Linked DNA regions of Mus musculus: region 2 is linked to region 1. The links are chromatin contacts, found by Hi-C or POLR2A ChIA-PET in ENCODE. All regions are on one chromosome and are shown on one strand. The core of a region is the stretch at or near the end of the contact, and the rest is flanking DNA. Distances in the headings are between cores, read along the strand shown.

The links. Hi-C counts contacts between places; a loop is a spot of excess contacts on that map. ChIA-PET counts read pairs that join two places held with the same protein, here RNA polymerase II (POLR2A).
Region 2: a map of heart shows a loop between it and region 1 (3-fold over the local background). The contact joins the promoter of Stra8 here to the promoter of Cyren in region 1. A Hi-C loop is called at or near these places in 14 of 37 maps with a recorded cell type or tissue (CH12.LX, Patski, adrenal gland and 4 more). POLR2A ChIA-PET finds 5 or more read pairs at or near these places in 4 of 5 experiments (Patski and embryonic stem cell).

What each region holds. Positions count from the first base shown.
Region 1 is chr6:34,875,352-34,881,946 of GRCm38, forward strand. Cyren (cell cycle regulator of NHEJ) reads right to left here and starts at 2,714. Exons shown (of 4, transcript NM_001135611.1): 1 at 2,549-2,714; 2 at 1,188-1,420; 3 at 186-261. The coding sequence starts at 1,333. It overlaps Wdr91 (WD repeat domain 91), which reads right to left. Exons shown (of 15, transcript NM_001013366.1): 15 at 5,075-5,617. The coding sequence ends at 5,453.
Region 2 is chr6:34,918,439-34,925,033 of GRCm38, forward strand. Stra8 (stimulated by retinoic acid gene 8) reads left to right here and starts at 2,510. Exons shown (of 9, transcript NM_009292.2): 1 at 2,510-2,616.

The DNA.
Region 1 (6,595 bases), core at 1,464-3,963:
CCCACGTGACACACGACACGCAAGCGGCTGAGGGAAACCTGGCTGAGAAGAGGAAGCAAGAAGAAGACGTGAGACCTGAGGCAGCCTGAGAGCATCTCTCTTACCAGGAGCGGGGGACCTGTGCTCGTTCCTACCCATGAGGAATCGCCAGGCATAGGAGACACAAGAGACAGGACAGATGTTACCTCAATCAGGATCCCCAGTGCCACGTCTACCATTTCAGCTTCATTCATGCAGTACACGGTCTCCGTGGCTGGGGCTCTGAAACAGAGACGCAGAGCCACAGCTGAGGGCAGAGGGACTCACAAGGAGGAAGGAAATGGAAGCACCCCCGGGGGGGGGGGGGAGTTACTGATTCTCTGAGCTGTAGAGTTTCCTCAGCCTAGTGGTCCAGGGGCAGGGCACAGGACTACCCTCCCTTCGTGGACTCCCTCACACAGAACTGGGAGTGGGGATAGTGGCTGGCTTCCCACTGTTACTCCTTGAAACACACAGTGGACGGCTGAGTGTGGTGGCACACAGTAATCCCAGCACTGGGGAGGCAGAGGCAGGTGGAACTCTGTGAGTTCCAGGCCAGTCTGACCTAAATAGTAAGTTCCAGGCTAGCCTAGGCTACAGAGAGAGACACTGTCTCAAAAGCAAACAGAGGACATAGCCAGTACAGGCCATCAGGCCAGAGCCCAGTTTGTACATGAATGTGACTGGGGCTGTGACAACTACGTAAGGAACAGGAAAGAGCCAGCAAGTGTGGCCCTGAAAGCCTCCTGCCCCTGTTTCTGAGAGAATGGCTGCTCCCTCCCTCCTACTTGATAAGCTCTCCCCGCCCTGACTACCAGCATTCACCCGTCACTTCTGCAATGTCAGATTTCTTGACTGACTGACTGAAAAGCCCTGTGTACAGGAAAGACAGGCACCACTCAGGTGACTAGACTTCAGATCCATTGATCTTGCTTTTGTCACCAATGAAGAAGAGATAAGCACTTTGAACAACTGGTTCCTGGGGTGTAGGCATGGTTTGTAGGCAGAGCTCACTGCCTGCATCAACAGCTAGACGGCAGGACAGAGCTCACCAGCACACACTCACGTGGTGGTGCTTCTCTGTGAGGGGCAAGCTGAGAGCGATGGGCTCTGCTGGAAGGACGGATTTCATTGCCCCGCCCACTCTGACAGACAGGCCAGCTAGCTACCTTGTTGCTGCCCCCACTCTCTGGGCCCAGGCGGCTGTCTGCTTCCTTGTGGCTGTCTTCACTGATACAACCTTTCTCTCATCCACAGGGGCTGTCATCCAAGAGGGGAGGACCCTCGTTTTGGTCTTGGATTTTAGGGTTTCCATGGCTTGCTTCTCTAGAACAGGACCAAAACTCACACTCTCTTGTCACACCAGGCTCATCTGACCCCAGTGGGTGCCGATCTTCAATGCCTACAAGGAGGAACCAAGTCAGTAGATTCTAGTAAGTCAACGCTCTTCCAACTTACCAGCAGTAATTACTAGTCAGTGTAGGGCAGACCTGAGGTGACCCAGAGGTGAGCAGAGCCCAGAAGGCCAAGCCATGTACACTGTGTCACATGGAGGACTAGCAGCAGATAGGACATGGGGCCTGCAGACAGATATCTGTAGCCCCTCCCCTGCTCTGTGCCCCACACAGGCAGTTGCAGCAACAAGAAATGCTTTCCTGTCATTTCTACAGCCCAAAGGAAGGAAGAAAGGGGATTCTGGCCCAATCGTCCATCTCCATCTATGTCACAAACTTCTCACCTCTACTGTGATTTGGTTACTGTTAGCATGCTAACGTTCCTTCTAGGCTCCACTCAACTACCTAGCAACAGCCAGGTACAAACCTGGCTTGCTATAAAAGGACTATCTGGCCTCTCTCATGCTCTCTGAACCCCCCTCCCCACTTCTCTCTCCACATGTTCCCTCTTCTTTGTTCCCTTTCTCTCTTTCTGTCCCTCTCTCTCTTTCTGTCCCTCTCTGTCCCCTCTTTCTCTGCCTCTACTCCCTTCTCAACCCCCCTTCTCATGTCCCCAAATAAACTTCTTTTTATACTAGACCCATCATATGGCTGATACCTGGGAGTAGGAGGGGGTTCAGCTTGGGCCCGCTTAAGGCACCCCCTCCCTCCCTCCCATACCACATTTTACAAAACATATCAATTACTAAATCCCCCAGGCTTTCTAATTCACACATTTCAATGGGCAGTGCTCCCCCTGCCCCCAACATACACCAGTAGACAATTTTGGCTCATCCAGAATGACTGTTTATAACTTCATTTAAACCAAACAACTTGTCCAGCCACAGAACAGAAGTCGATTAAGAGGAATACCATCCAGTGAGTGACAGTGTACAGAAATGAGTCAGACCCGGCAGTACATGTGTATCATGTCCATTTTATAGACGAGAAACAGACGTGGTTAAGAATTAGCGTGCACAAAGTCGTAGAAAGCTGGATATCGACCATCGAGCCAGCAGCCAGGTCCTGCCCGCCGCAAGGTTTCTGGAGCTCAGCGCTGATCGGGTCGGGCCCGTTGGGTCCCTGGAAAATCTCACCCAGAAGGCACACGCGGGACGTCGCTGCACTAGCGCGGAGCTGGCCGCGCCACTCCCTCCCTACCGCAGAGGGCGCAGAGCCGGGGGCCTGGGGACAGGATGGAACCGTGGGCAAGAGGGGAGGGCAGCGCTGCGGTCCTTCCCGTGGGTTCCGGGGATTCAGAACTGCGAGACGCGCACGCATCCCACCGCCCGCCCCTTCCGGCTCCTGCGCGCTCCCGGCGTGCGCGCTCCGGACCCGGGCGCTGGCTGGCCGCTAGGGCCCCGGGTGCCCCCTGCAGACCGCGGGTCACATCCGCAGGCTCCTGTTTCTGTCAGCTGTTGTGACGGAGGCGCAGCCGTTGGTTCTTAGCGGCCAGAGTCAGTAACTAGGGGAAGCAAAGAAAGGTTCCCTCTGCAGAAGTGGAGGAGGCGCCAAGCTAGCTCCCAGGTGTCCGGAATCTTTCAGCTAAACGCATGCATGATTTTAAGGCAACCTGGGTGGTTGGGGAAAAAGCCAAGGAAGACGACTGAAAAAAACACAGTAGGAGGCCCTCACAGGGGAGGTTCTTCTCTGGAGCGCTGGAGCAAAGGAAACCTCAGATCTGATTCTGTCTGCCCCCAAACGGAGAAATCAAGAGTGACCAAGTTCGATTTACAACAGCAGGTCAACACCGCACTCTGGACTGGGGCACCCACAGCTCCCCTATTGAGCACGGTTTCTCCATAGCCTTTCCCTAATGCTAATCCTCAATCCTAAACTGATAGCTCGGACCAGGAAATTAAAGGCCCCAACTCTTAATGGGATAAACCAATGGCTTCCAATCCCACAGATGACCCCTAGAGTCATTTTAGCTGCTCTTGAACCAGGCCAGGCTGCCACCTTTCTGGGAGGGCAGCCCCTAGCTGTCAAGAAAGTAGCATTCATTGACTGTAAATAGGGCGGGCCCTCTACCTCATCTGATGTGAGCCAAGCAAGCCTAATGCTGGGTGAGAGGGCATCCTTCCATTCTTGGATTCCTTTGATTCTTAATAACTCTCCCGACCCTGCACATCTCTTAAAACTTCTCCATGGCCACCCAGCAAATAAGGCTAAAGACCTGTGTGGCTGCATACAGAGCCTGTTGTCAGCAAAGACCCCAGCAGCAGGAGGGAAAGACCAAGCTAGGAGACTTGCCTGTGCTGGAGTCCACATGGGTTTTATTATTTTTAAATTGGCAGATAAATTTATTGGCTATAGTAACAAGTGTCCGTCAGCTTCATTTAGTCAGCAGGCACTGTAATCGTGACTGTACTTCCAGACCCCACACCGAGCTCCTGGGCATGGGTTTGGGGCTCAGCAGAGACAGGGCCCCAGGGCACAGGGAGGGAAATGCAGACTTGCACCTGCCAGGCGAGGTTCTCAGCCCCCAGAAGAGTGACTCAAGGTTTGCAGTGTGACCTGCCTTCTTGGTTGTGCCCCACAACACCTTCACTCAAGGACAGCAAAGGACAGAGCCCTACTAAGGCCCTCAGGGGTTCCAAAGAGGCGCTTTGAAGGATGCATTCTTCCTGGGAGGGGTTGGGGAGGAACAAGCTCTGGAATGTTCTTTCTGTCTCTGAGCCTTAAAACCACTGGTTCAGCAAGTTGTGGGGAACATGCTGGAAGAAAGAGCACGCCATAAGACAGGAAAACCAGAGGAAATTAAATCACGGGCTCCTGACTCAGGCGGAACCCAGGCCCACAAAGCTGGGTGAGGCAGACGATGAGGCTGTGTGTCAGTCGGAGTGGAGACACGGCAGAGAACGGACTGACCCCTTCATGTCAGTGTGGACGTGGGTAAACACGTGAGCAGGAGATGGCGCAGCGGGGAAAGCCACTTGCCATGCAGCCTGCCCACCTGAGTTTGATCCCCCAAATACACATAAAGATGAACAGAAAGAACTTAAGTCTACACCAAGTTGTCTTGTGATCTTTGTTGTGGCATATCCCACCCCACCCCCCACCCACCCACCCAACACACACAGGCACACCAATAATAAATAGTAACTATGATATATAGGGTTTTCCTATATATCGCTTTCCACTTTTCCTTCCATCCCAGAAGGGAGCCCAGGCCTCAACACTCCTGCTTTTCTCTCCTTCCAAGTGAGAGACCAGAGCACAGGCACAGCCGATGCAGCTGAGCCAGGCAGAGGTGCAGGCAGCTGGTACTATTCAAGCTAAGAGACTTCACGATGGAAGGAGGAGGAAGCCACCAAATGAGAGTTCTGGGACCACAAGACCCCAAGGTGCAGGAGCTGGAGGTGGGCCCAGATCTCAGGCCTGCTGTCCTGAGAAGCCTCTTAGCCAGCACCTTACCCAGCTTTCAGGTTCTGCAGAAGACACTCAGATCTCGGCTTGAGACCAGAAGAGGGCACTGTGGTGTACATCTCAACTATAACCGGATTCTGCCAGAAAGGCATGGCAGCTGAGGCTAGTGAGAGCTGACATCCAATAACCAAGGCAGGGAGCTGTGGCTATCACCAGGGCCAGGCGACTCACATAGTCCAGAAAGAGACACCAAGTGACTGTAAGAGCATTACCTTGCTCTGATTTTTTTTTCCCCTTAAATAAGAAAAATAAGCAATTATGTACAAAATACAGTCAATGCCTCTTGGACCGAACAGGGTGCGCCGGCCACTGTGGCTCCTTCCTTAGCATCAGTCCTGTGCTCTGGAGCATGCTCCGCTATAGCCACGGTTCTAGTCTCCAGGGAGTACACGCAGCCTGCTCCACATCTCCTGCTCCAGGGGCTTCGTCAGGACGACTGAGCCCCCTTGGGGGCTTTCCTGAAGATCCACCACCCTGGCAGTGCAGAACCAGAGCCCTGTCCTGTCCCCCGTCTCATCTCTCTTCTGCCAGAGACGGTTCTGCTTCCCGTGCCGTGTCAGCCGGGCCCGACATCAGAGCTTATGGGCTAGGAGGGTAGTCAGCTTGATCTTGCCATCCATGGAGGCTGTGAGGCACGTCCCACAGTCCATGGCGGTGCTCCAGTCCACGGTGACCACAGGGGCACGGTGGCCACCCAGGCTCAGACAATTTTCTAGAACTTTCTCTTCACTGCCCAGCTGCAGGAGGACAGGAGTGAAGAAGCAGCATTAGCAGACGCCACTCACAAACATACACACTCTAACCAAAAACTTTCAGTGTCCAAAAACTACCTTGAGCCTGGGAGCGGCCACCCCAATCTGAGAATGTAGCCTGGCCCACGCCCCACTTTTCTGGAAAGCCTGTTTATACCTTCGCTTTCCTGACAGTAGTCAGCCCGCCTCTTGTGGAAATCCAGTCCCTGAGATGCTCTTCAAAAGATGGCAGGCGTTTTCTCTGCAGCCTGACCTATCTGTGGGGGAGTGCTCCTGCACCTCCCCGTGTGTTCCCACAGCATCCACCTGTTACAGCATCACCTGCCAGCCACTGCCTGACTCTAGATCGTGGTCTTACACATACAGTTCTCACCGTGGGCACATAAACCTTGGAGGGCAGGACCTCTAAGACCAGCTGCATCACTCCAAATGGGGCCAGGCATAGGAAGGCCTTGATGAATGTGTGAACAAGCCTGCCATCCAGCAACACACACACACACACGCACGCACGCACGCACACACGCACACGCGTCTAAAACTGTGCACACGTGTGAATGACCAGACGCTAACAGGCACTGCACAGGGAATCAGAAACAATATGACTCCTAGCAACACTATGACACCTGAGAGCAAGCGGCAGAAAGCATTCACATTCATGAAGAGATAACTAAAAAAGCTATCGGTTAAATTATTTATGGATTGTAAAAATACAACCTGAAGTTTAGCAGGCACCCTGAGTAACTGGAACCATCCATGACACTTTAAAAAACTACACAGGAAAACCCGTCAATCCATTGTCTGATTATAGAGCAAGTCTGACTATGCTCCATATTTGGGTGGAGAAAAGGCTGCATGCCTTAAAATAAAATGCATATCCAGCTATTCCTCCATATAGACAACAAAGAACAGCTCTCCCGGATGTCAAGTACCGCAAGCCTTAAAGGGGAAAACTAGCCTTGTAAC
Region 2 (6,595 bases), core at 1,260-3,759, 43 kb after region 1:
AGATGGCTCAGCTATTAAGAGCACTTGCTGCTCTTGCAGAGGACCTGGGTTCAGTTGCTGGCCCCTTCATGTTGGCTCACAATTGTCCAGGGAATCTGATACCCTCTTCTGGCATCTGCCAGACATAAATTCAGGCAAAATACCCATACACATGAAATTGTGAGAAGAAATGTTAATTTTTCTTACAAACCAGGACCAAAGGACATTGAACCGAAGCAGCCCTCTGAGTTAGTCTAGAACGGGGATCTTGAAAGCCTTCCTGACAGGAAGGTGGTATCTGGATCAAGTAGGAGGGTGGTGAAACCAGGAAAGAAGCACAGGATTTCAGGGCAGCGCTCAGCAATGCAGGGATGCGGTCATAGGCCACAGGGCATACGTGGGAGGGGGTGGGCTTTTAAAGCTTCATGCAGAGGCCAGAGCACTGGATCGCCCCTGGAGTTGGAGTTGCAGGCAGTTGTGAGCTACCTTCGGTTCCCTATCCTTTGGAAGAACAATTTGAGCTCCTAGCCTCTGAGCTGTCTCTCCAGCCCTTGTAGGGTGGGGGTAGGGCAGGAGCTATGTTACATGGAAGCAGAGATGAAGTTCAAAGGATAGTGGTCATATGGATATTGTTAGGACCCCTGGAAGTCCCTACCATTCAGGAGCAGAGCCACTGGCCTTGATGCTGAGGAATTGCCTAAAGATCTCTTTTTCAATAAAGAAACCAGGCTACTGCAAGAGTTACATTTCTTCTGTGGAAGTCAAAGTATGGAAGGAAGCACGCATGTGTGTGTGTGTGTGTGTGTGTGTGTGTGTGTGTGTGTGTGTGTGTGTGTGTGTGTGAAGTAGGCAGGGGAATGGCAACTAAATTAAAGGCTGAGACCTGTCAGAGGTCAAAGTTTGCAAACCTCCACATTCCTCACAGGTCAAGGACAAGGCTCTCCAAGACAAAGGTTCACAGTTTCAGTACCCGTTCTGCACCCAGTAGCCCCAGCAGCAGGTACAGAGGTTTAAGCAGAGCCAGGAGAAGGACCATAGATGCAGGCCCGGGACCACCTGGAAACCCACAACGAAGGCCGCCCGAGAGTCAGAAGGGATAGGTCATGACCCAAGCAGAGCGTGGAAGTAAAAAGATACTTTTAAAACTTGCCTCCAAGGGGGTAAGGTGTAGCTGCTCTTTGGACCTGGTACAAGCCTTTGAGAGAGGCCCTGCTGCCATTCCTGTCCTCAGCACTCTTTTCTGTATCGGTCTGGCAATTCACTACAGTGTCTTACAAAGCTCCAGCTCCTTTAGCCAGCCATATCCCTGATAGTTTAGAGGGGAGCTGGTAACTGGGTCCCCACTGGTCCCCACTCCTGTACCTTAAGCATCAGATCTGTTTTCTGTCAGGAGCAAGAGCCTCATTTCTAAGCTCAGGTTAGCCACCAACTTCATTTTTTTTTTCTTTCTGGGCTACCTGATTGCTGCGACTACAGCTATGATCCACCATTCCCACTGAACAGTTTTCATTTTGTTTAAAATCCACAATCTACCAAAACCATTTGAAAGATGACACCAGGACTCGCTAGAGTCAAATTTAAGGTACCCTGTTGCATACTTTAGAAAGGGGCTCCTTTCTAGCCAGTCACAGTCACCGTGAGGTAGATCCCGGATTGGAATCCAACTTCTGGTGCTACCAAAGTCGTGGCTGCAGCTGCTACCTCAAGTGACCTCCGTTTAACCTCTGTGGAGGGGCGGGGGCGAGGATGGTGAAGCAGCTCACCTCAGGTCAGACTGCAGGAGGCACCCTCCCTCCTATTCACAGGCTGAGCCTCTCCCCTTCCAAGGGGCTTTTGCTTGCTTTCCTTTCTCTACAAGAGTGCGCTCCTAGTGTGCCAGTTTGATATGGTGGCGCTCGTAGTGTGCCAAACTGATGTGGTGGTGTCAGGACCATTGCAGATATCTCAAGATGCGAGGGAAAAAAGTGGTTTAAAGATAATAGCACATCTGATTTGAGGCGGAAAATGAGTTGTAGTCCCTCAACCTGGAGAAAACTTGTTGCTTACTACAAACAACTCAACACATCCTCTCTCTCTCTCTCTTTTCTTCTCTGCATTTTAAGTCCACCTTTAAGGTTCTCTTCTCTGCTTTTTTAGTTGGGAATCCCCTATTCCCCTCTCCTATTTTGTACCTATTCCCTCTCACATCTTCATTTTTCTCTTTCTTTTCCTTGAAACAGGGGACTGCTACTGGGACCTTGAAGATGGCTCCTCTATATCTCAAGAGAAAGTTATAGGTGGCATTGCCCTGGTTGAGGGGTGTAAGAACTGGCGCTAGCCGCCTGGATGGGGTGAAAAGGTCATCTTGCTCCTTCCACACCCTCTTGCAACCTGTGGCAAGTTGTTACAATGTTTTCACCAATGTCCACGCTCCCCATTGGCGCCCCACCATGCATCCCCATTGGTCATGGTGGCAGTGACAGGGCTGTGATTGGTTCGCAGCCTGGGGTACCAGGTCAGTTTTTTACCTGAGGCAAGAGCCTCTCTTCTTATTCTGCGACGGGCAGTCGTGAGTGACTGACTCGTCAGGGCTTCGTGCAGTTTCCTGCGTGTTCCACAAGTGTCGAAGGTGCATGGTTCACCGTGGTGGCCTTAAAGGTAAGTACTCTCCTACCGTTTGTGTTCTGAGAGTAAAAGTGGGTGCTTGTGAATGCATGCCCTGTCAGTGGATATTTAATCTGTTTGCACAAGTTTGTGTGTATGTGTGTGTGTGTGTGTGTGTGTGTGTGTCACCGGCGACTTAAGTGCGTGTGGGTCACCCGTGACTCCTAGAGTGTATGGGGAGGGTCAGCCGCGACTCCTAGAGTGTGTATGTGTATCGCCGTAACTCCCAGAGAGTGTGTGGGTCAGCCGCGACTCCTAGAGCTTCTGTGTGGATCACCTGTGACTCCTTGAACTTGTGTGAGGGTCATCTGCGACTCCTAGAGCGTGCGTGGGGATCACCCGGGACTCCTAGAGCTTGCGTGGGGATCACCCGGGACTCCTAGAGCATGCGTGGAGATCACCCGGGACTCCTAGAGCGTGCGTGGGGATCACCCGGGACTCCTAGAGCGTGCGTGGGGATCACCCGGGACTCCTAGAGCTTGCGTGGGGATCACCCGGGACTCCTAGAGCGTGCGTGGGGATCACCCGGGACTCCTAGAGCGTGCGTGGGGATCACCCGGGACTCCTAGAGCTTGCGTGGGGATCACCCGGGACTCCTAGAGCGTGCGTGGGGATCACCCGGGACTCCTAGAGCGTGCGTGGGGATCACCCGGGACTCCTAGAGCGTGCGTGGGGATCACCCGGGACTCCTAGAGCGTGTGTGTAGGGGTTACCCGGGACTCCTAGAGAGTGTGTAAGTCACCAGTGACTGCTAGATTGTGCTTGTGGATCAACCACGACTCCTAGAGAAGGGGGTGTTACCCGCTACTCCTAGAGGATGTGTGTGGGTCACCTGCGACTCCTAGAGGATCCGTGCATCACCCGCGACTCCTAGAAAACGTGTGGTGGTCAGCTGCGACCCCTACAGCATTTGTGGGTCACTTGAGACTCCTAGAGAACGGGGGGGGGGGGAAGGGAGTGGAGAGCGGAGTCAGGGGGGAAGTCACCTGCGACTCCTAGAGGATCTGTGCTGTGTGTCCTCCTCGACTCCTAGAGCATGCATGTGTGGGTCACTTGCGACTCCTAGAGGATGTGTGGGTCACTTGCGACTCCTAGAGGATGTGTGGTTCACTTGCGACTCCTAGAGGATGTGTGGGTCACTTGCAGCTCCTAGAGGATGGGGCGGGGGTCACCAGCGACTCCTAGAGGATCTGTGCATCACCCGCGACTCCTAGAGGATGTGTGTGTGTGGGGGGGGGGTCACTTGCGACTCCTTCGGGTCACTTGAGACTCCTAGAGAATGGGGGGGGGTCACTTGCGACACCTAGAGGATGCGTGTGGGGGTCACCAGCGACTCCTAGATGATGTGTGGGAGTTGCCTACGGCTCCTAAAGGATCTGTATGTCACCTGCGACTCCTAGAGTATGGGGGGGGTCACCCCGACTCCTCGAGGATGTGTGTGGATCACTTGTGACTCCTAAAGGATGTGTGCTGGTCACCTGCGACTCCTAGAGGATATGTGGGGTGCCTGGGACTCCTAGAGAATGTGTGGGGGTCACCTGCAATCCCTAGAGGATGTGTGTGTTGGGCCACCAGGAACTCTTAGAGGATGTGTGTGTCACCCACGACTCCTAGAACATGCGTGGGTCACTTGTGACTCCTAGAGGATGTGTGGGCCACCCGGAACTTATAGAGCATGTGTGTGTCACCTGCGACTCCTAGAGCGCATGTGTGTGGGTCACCTCTTACTCCTAGAGGATGTGTGTGTGGATCACCCACGACTCCTAGAGCCTGTGTGGGTCACCTGCAACTCCTAGAATGTGGGGGAGAGGGTCAACCATCGACTCCTAGAGGATATGTGTTTTACTCACGACTTCTAGAGAGTGTGTGGGTCACCCATGACTCCGTGTGTGTGTGTGTGTGTGTGTGTGTGTGTGTGTGTGGTGTGTGTGTGTGAGAGAGAGAGAGAGAGAGAGGGAGAGAGAGAGAGAGAGAGAGAGCAGGGATTCCTAGAGCATGTGTATTTATATCACCCACAACTCTTTCATGTTTGATAGTGATATTGGATTTTTACATAATCATAATCATTTTTACACAATCATAAGCATAAGGAATGGAAGAAAGCCCAAGTACAGCATATTGCTCCTTTCTACCTACCACTTGCTAATAAGAAGGCTCACATGCAAGGGGTTTTCAGAGATACTTAAAAATTTTGAAAGTTTTCTGAAACCTAGAAAAAAATAAGATCACTTATTTTTATTTAATCTAGGGAAATAAAAGAAAGTAATTAATTTAGTTCAGTTGGCTTCTCCATTAGTTTTGCTTGTTGGATCGAGACAGGTGTCTTTCACCACATCTAGCTTTGGGGAACTTTACAAAATGTTAGTTCCGAGTTGGTATTAAGTGGAGTTTGTATAGAAAAAATATCTTTGGCTATAAAAATGTGGTCTGGGTTGGGCAGTGACGGACACACTAATAATCCCAGCACTAGGGAGGCAGAGACAGGCAGTTCTCTGTGAGTTTGAGGCCATCCTGGTCTACAGGGTGAGTTCCAGGACAGCCAGAGCTACAGAGTGAAGTCAAGTCTCAAAAAAGGGGCAGGGGACAAGAGAAAAGCCTGTTTTAGACCTTGGCCTAGTGGTATACATTAGTCACTCCAGCACTGAGAAAAGCCTGTTTTAGACCTTGGCCTAGTGGTATACATTAGTCACTCCAGCACTGAGAAAAGCCTGTTTTAGACCTTGGCCTAGTGGTATACATTAGTCACTCCAGCACTGAGAAAAGCCTGTTTTAGACCTTGGCCTAGTGGTATACATTAGTCACTCCAGCACTGAGGAGGCTGAGGCAGAAGGGTTCATGTGTTCAAGGCCAGCCAGGGCTACATAATGAGACTGTAATCAAGCCAAGTGAGAGCATTTAGCTTGCAGTCTACTGAAGGGCTTTTTGCCTCCTCGTTACAGGTAGAAAAATTAAGATCTAGAGAATTCTTGGCCCATTTTGGTCGTATGGCTGGCTAAATGAGCTAGCAATGTGACTCTGGCCTTATACGCACCCAGAAGCTGGCCTGCCATTCCTTACATAGCATGACCATGTGTTGTATCATCTCTGAAACACCTTACTCATCCACCACCTAGATTTCTCTTTTCTTTCTTTTTTTCTGTCTTTTATTTTAGGTAAAATCTTGATATACTAGGTAACACTACCTGTAATTAAGTTTTAATTGTTTTTTTTTCATTTATCATACAAAATAATGAATTCATGGCATATTTATGTTGCTTTTGCTTTATTTTGTTTGCTTGGTGTTTTCTTTGTCTTTTTCTTTTCTTTTTGTTGTTGTTGTTAGTTGGTTTTGTTTTTTCTTTTTATTGTTTTTTGGTGGTGATGATTGGTTTTGGTTGTGGTTTTGGTATTTTTTTTTGTTTTGGGTTGTTGGTTTGTTTTTGTTTTTGTTTGGGTTTTTGGTTGTTTGTTTTTGAGAGGGGCTGTTGATGCGTTTGTTTGAGGTGGTCTCATGTATGTGAGCTCAGTCTTGAGCTTGCTGTGTAGGTAAAGATGATCGTGAACTTTGGATACCCTGCTTCTCAAGCGCCACCTGCCTGGTTTTCTGGTTCTGTGGCGTTGGGGACTGAAGCCAGTGCTTCGTCCACGCTAGCTAGGCAAGCAGTCTGCCAGCTGATCTACGTAGCCAACCCAAGTCTGGAAATTTCTGAGACAGAATCTCGCTTCTTAGTCTAGACTGGCCTGGAAATCTGGGCAATCTTTCTGCCTCTGCCTACCAAACACTGGGATTGCAGTGGTGAGCCGTTATTCTCTCTCAGAGAAAAATATCTTCAGTTAGGGATAGTAACACAAACCTCTAATTCGACTACTTGGGAGGCCAAAACGGGAGGATCCTGAGTTTAAGGATAGGCCAAGGTACAGTCTTGAGACTCGAAAACAAAACCACCACCACCACCACCACAGCAACAACAACAACAACAACAACAGCAACAAC